2 separate regions of the Homo sapiens genome follow, and region 1 is linked to region 2. Evidence: chromatin loops called from intact Hi-C (ENCODE). Cell type or tissue: endothelial cell of umbilical vein. All regions are shown on one strand. Each heading gives the region's core, and the rest is flanking DNA. Links, peaks and the distances in the headings are about the cores only.

Evidence for each region. Peaks named below come from ENCODE experiments on the same cell type or tissue, not always from the same donor. Only the 100,000 strongest peaks of a DNase experiment are listed, where the experiment ranks them.
Region 1: it touches region 2 in a loop (4-fold over the local background); 39 of 110 quality-filtered maps call a loop at or near these places.

Annotation. Positions count from the first base shown.
Region 1 is chr3:169,132,366-169,135,288 of GRCh38, reverse strand. The region is part of intron 3 of MECOM (MDS1 and EVI1 complex locus); the gene reads left to right. Among named protein-coding and RNA genes, the nearest start is that of LINC01997, 130 kb to the right of the region's middle. In endothelial cell of umbilical vein, for the core only: no CTCF peak of the experiment used is centred there; DNase peaks (open chromatin) are centred at 1,268 and 1,928; H3K27ac peaks cover 672 bases.
Region 2 is chr3:169,742,966-169,745,888 of GRCh38, reverse strand. No RefSeq gene overlaps it. Among named protein-coding and RNA genes, the nearest start is that of ACTRT3, 25 kb to the left of the region's middle. In endothelial cell of umbilical vein, for the core only: no CTCF peak of the experiment used is centred there; a DNase peak (open chromatin) is centred at 1,098.

The DNA of each region.
Region 1 (2,923 bases), core at 152-2,651, 610 kb after region 2:
TTTTGAATCCAGAGAACTTTTTACATAAAACCCTGATAGGAGAAGAGACCCATTATTAACTGTTTTATGGAACTTAACAGATTAATTGACTCCCTTCCATTTTTCTCCAACACAAAAATGAGAGAGTTATATTAGTAGTGTCTCTGCTTATGGCACATAACACAGATGGTATGTAATTCACTGGACTGCAATATACTCAAGATTTTGAGAATACAGATTTTAAAGACATTATAACTCTATTTTATAAGCATGGTCAAACATACTTATTATATACAAATATGTGAGAAAATCTATATAAATCACTCCTTTGTTGCATTTTTATTTGCTGAAAGATCTATTTTATAACATAAAAGTATATTTTCTGAAAGGCCTGATTCCTCTAAGATGACATCCCATCATTTCCCCACTATATTGTTTCAGGGCTACAAATTTTCATTTTGTTTTCATTTAAATTACTCCTGTCTCTTCTCAAATGCCTGCTGGCATACCATTAATGTTATTAGAAAGTAAATTAAATTTATATGTAGACATCCCTAGATTCAAGGATTCAAATTATACTTTTGGGCCATTGTAATTAGAAGAGGAAAACAATGTTGCTTAAGTGTCTCCAAAACCCTAAGGGATGAGAGGTAATGAAGATCAGGTGGTAGAAACACCTTGAGAAAAGGACTAGCTTGGTAAGGGTATGGCAAATGGAACTTCGAGGGACATTCTTATTGCTATATGGGGAAGCATGCCCAGAATCTGCCCTCATTATATCTGGCGCTTGCCAGTTCTTTTCAAACCTCAGTTTCATGAGCACCATAAAAACTCACTTAAAATTGAAAAGAACACCCTGAAGTTAAAATCCACTTTGCTTTTCTTTGCCTTTCATGGCTTGGAATGTCACCTTTTACCTCCAGTAAATAAAGCCAACATCAACACTCTTCCGTGTCTTTTATTTTGTATGCACTCAATATTCTTCACATGACAATCTGGACTCTTAAAGGGAAATTACAGTAGTGATCTATGTCTTGGCAAAGAGAATTGTCTTTATAATATATAGTTACAGTGTATCCATCAATTTCTTTTGTTTCTTAGACTGTTCACATTGGATTGAGTAAATCTAAAATGGAATTAAAAGAGACATGATTAATAGTGGACTACAAAGAAATAATGATATCATAATACTCTCTTAAAATGACCTGACGTGTGTCTAAGTAGTATTCCCCAATAGAGACAATTGCACTGTTTTACTGTCTTGTAGGGTATTGTCTCTTTAACCTCACTATTTCCGAGAAGCCACCGAAAAGTTCTAATATGTCACAATTCAAATGTCAACATGTTGTTGGAAAGGAAGCTAATAAGTTAAACCTTTGAGAGATGCCAAAAAAAGAGGTGATTCAAACTGTTGAGAGAAGTCCATTGTTTTCTAAGGGGAAATAGAACTCCAGAATGAAACAGTGTACTTATAAGTATTTAACTGGAAAGTTTAGGGGAAAAAAGCAAACTCACACATTATTTTATTATTATTTTAAATCTGGTAATCTTTAAAAAGAACTGTTCTCAGTGTACTTCCAAGGAAAAGAAAATGTGAACAGCTAGGGTTAATAGGATACAAAGTGCAAATAAACTATTTTTTTTATAGAAACAGCACATAATGAGGAGTAATTTTGCCAAGTTAGTCTGGATTCTATCTGTGGACAAATACAAAGAATCTTAGGTTATATTATAACATATTATAGCAACATTTTATGTTTAGCATTGTTTTCTATAAACCAGCTTCAGGTGGTTCAACTACTATTGAATGAAAAAAAATTATTTTATTTTGACAGGAAAGAAGCTAAGCAGAAAATACTCCTCATTAAGTTATTTTTCAAATTTAGCACAATTTTGTGCTCCGGTCTTGTTATAGAAAAATAAACAATTGGACTTTAGAGCCACCTACTGGAATAAAGAGGCACGTACAAAGTTCTCATCTTTCCAAAATATAAATAGATAAATAAAATTAAAGTATGAGCATTTCTGCTGATCTTATAAGACATCAACTTATGCAGCTTTTCTTAGTTTGAAATATCATGTGATCTTGCAAAAAACCATAGTTAACAGTAATATCTTCTAAGAATATATTCTTAGAATATGATGGTGGTTGTTGTGTTATTGTTTTGGTAGTGTATGTGTGTGTGTGTGTGTGTGTGTATGTGTTTTGCTCAGATATTTAGAATCTGGACTTTTTTGGCTTAATAAGATTGATTCTGGGCTGGGTGCAGTGGCTTACTTGTAATCCTAGGACGTTGAGAGGCCTAGATGGGCAGATTGCTTGAGCCCAGGAGTTCGAGACCAGCCAGAGTAACACAGTGAAATCCCATCTCTACCAAAAAATACAAAAATTAGCTGGGTGTGGTGTTGCATGCTGTAGTCCCAGCTACTCAGGTGGCTGAGGTAGTAGGATCACCAGAGCCCAGGGAGGTTGAGGCTGCTGTGAGCTGTGATCATGCCACTGTACCCCAGCCTGGGCAACAGATTGAGACCCTGTCTCAAAAAAAAAAAAAAAGAAAAGAAAAAAGAGATTGATTCTGTTTGTGGACATTCTTAGGAAGATTGGGAGAAAAGACTTATTGGCACTGTTAAAGAGAGAGAAGAATATATGAGGCAAAGGAATAATTTCCTTCTCAGAGTACTCTAGGGTTTTGCAAAGATACTGTGGTATAATATAATTGGTCTCATTTTCACCAGTTAATCGTAGAACTTCATTCTTTCTTCTAAAACCTCTATCTGATTATGGGATTGTTTAATAAATAACCTTAGAATGAAAAAAAACTGATGACATTTTTATGGTAGAATGAATAAACATCTAAAGATTTTCATGCTTAAAAGCTTTTTTAAATGAACAAAAACCAAAAAACAAAAAACCTGGTCCCTGGACAGGTAAGTTGGACAATGA
Region 2 (2,923 bases), core at 121-2,620:
TACTTTTTTATGTGCAAAAACAACTGAATTTCGGCCACCAAATCATTTCCTCCAGCTCAACACCAGCCACCAGAATAAAGACAGGTCATTCCTCACATTGATTGATCTGAGGCTCAGAGCTCTGTCTCCCTTTCCTAGTGGGAGAGGTTGTGGGAGAAGTTGAACATGGCTGGGTTCTCTGACTCAGATGCATTGCTTTTATGGTAGCATTTTGCCCTAAAGGGGCTTTCTGTAAATTTGAGCTTAAGTATGTACTACTAGAGGCCTAAAGAAGGCTAAGTGGTAGCTACTCTATTTTTCAAAAGAATATTAATAGCTAAATGTAAAGTTAAAAACTGACTTTGGGCCGGGCGCGGTGGCTCACGCCTGTAATCCCAGCACTTTGGGAGGCCGAGGCGGGTGGATCATGAGGTCAGGAGATCGAGACCATCCTGGCTAACAAGGTGAAACCCCGTCTCTACTAAAAATACAAAAAAAATTATCCGGGCGCGGTGGCGGGCGCCTGTAGTCCCAGCTACTCGGGAGGCTGAGGCAGGAGAATGGCGTGAACCCGGGAAGCGGAGCTTGCAGTGAGCCGAGATTGCGCCACTGCAGTCCGCAGTCCCACCTGGGCGACAGCGAGACTCCGTCTCAAAAAAAAAAAAACAAAACAAAACAAAAAAAAACTGACTTTGCCATGAGTGTTTCCAGTGATTTTTATGATAAAACACATTAACCTATTCATAAGGTAAATTTTGAAATGAAGTTAAGGTAATTAAAAAGAGACATTACTTATATTTCTTCTCGATTGCAGCAGCTAATATTGTGGGCCAAATGGAACTCAGTAAAACATGATTTGCTTTCAACTTTAATCGAAACTAAGAATAATTACTCACAGCAATTTTTCTGATTTTAGAGAAGAAAGTTTTCTGGTTTATTATGCTTTTTCTTCTCTTTAGTTCTCAAATTACAAATGCTAAATAGCTGTATAAGTAAAAAGAAACTGACTACTTTCATAAAGTCATTTTTTTTTCCATTTTAAATTTATGATCTGTCAAGACCTCAAGAAGGCTGAAAACTTTTGGCTTAACTCTTTTATTTTTTCTCAACAGTAGATGGCAATATCTGTTCACCTGTAGCAAAAAGCCCACTCACATGAATAACTGCAGACTTAGATTTTTTTTTCTCCCACTCTGTAAAGTGAAATCAGCCTATTTAAAATTGTAAATTGAAGACAGAAACAGTTTGCAAGTTTGTACAATATTACTTTTTAAATGTTGGTTGAAGGAGTACAAAAGTATGTGAGTACTTTTGTACTATGAAAACTATGCCTTCTTTCACTCCAGGGTAGACAAGGAGAGCAGCTCCAGAGAAGGCTGCTGAATGCAGTGAACAAAGAGAACCTGTGGGTAGATGGTCTGTGGCAGGAGCAAGAGAGGATAAGCTAGCAGGTTTTAGTTTGTTCTGTTAAAGTTTATGCTCAGATCTTGTTATATACCCATAGAGGTTTTTTGCTTACATTTAAAAAAATCCTGAAGTGTGCTTTTTGCCTAGAAATTTGTAAGCTTTTCACATTTTTTATATCAAGAAATAAAGCAAGAAATAAATAAAACAATGCCAATTTTGTACCCAAGGCTAACATTTACTCTTTCCTTCTCAAAGGAGTAGTGGGGGAGGGGTGAAGACTAGTCTTTGGGAGAGGTTTCTCTTAGATCTGATCCTCTTGTTGGTCCCCTCAACCCGAGCAGTTACACTTTATAAAGTGCATTTCTCGCGTTGGTAAGTAATGGCACCACAGTTTCAAAAATTTCAAAAATTACAGGTGAAGACCTAAACAAAATAGCTGCTCTACAGGTTAAACAGCTTTACTTTTGTGATACAACAATAAATGAGCTTTTTAAAAAAGGGATAATATATAGTCTTATCCTCCACATCTTAAGTATGTACAAAGGAATATCATCTATTCCTTTGAACGCCTAATTATTATAATATTGTGCAGTATGATGAGAGAACATTGGCATATCTCCTGTAACTCTCTAGCTTTTATTTTTCCATAATGAGTGTTATCCTTCATTGACATATACCTTTAATATGTAACATTTGTTACTAAGTTGATTGTTTATCGGCTGTAACTTTTGCTTTTGTATTGCAAAACAAGTCATTTATTCGTCAAAATCATTCCATTGACAGTTTGCTCTTTGGAAGACTGTGGATGGGAAAACAGCTCTTTGCAGACAAAACTGCTAGGAGGTAGGACAAGAGTCTACCACTGCATTCCCGAACATTAAACCGGAAACAAAATGCAATGAAAAAGAAAAAGTGGGTCACATCTGCTGGTATCAAATAGGTTTAGTTTCCATGACATCATGCTGATTAAGACTTCAGACACACATTAGTATTGGGCTACTTTTCATTAAAAAATGACTGTTTCCTTGTTCCTATAGTTGAGGACCAGCCTCTCAGAATCTGACTATAATCCTTTTATAATCCTTTTGAATTTCTTTTTTATTTTTATTTTTTATTTATTTTTTTCTTTTTAGACAGTGTCTCACTCCGTTGCCCAGGCTGGAGTGCAGTGGCGTGATCTCAGCTCACTGCCACCTTTGCCTCCCAGGTTTAAATGATTCTCCTGTCTCAGCCTCCTGAGTAGCTGGGATTACAGGTATGTGCCACCACACCCGGCTAAGTTTTGTATTTTTAGTAGAGACGGAGTTTCACCATGTTGGCTAGGCTGGTCTCAAACTCCTGGCCTCGGATGATCCATCTGCCTCAGCCTCCTAAAGTGCTGGGATTACAGGTGAGAGCCACTACACCCGGACAAATTTCTTTTTTTTAAAGGATAAAAGTGATTCACTTTAAGTAGTTAGATTTTTTTTTCTTTTATAACACTCCTTCTTGCACACTGAATTAGTTAGATTTTTAAAAATAAATATTTTGGCCAGGC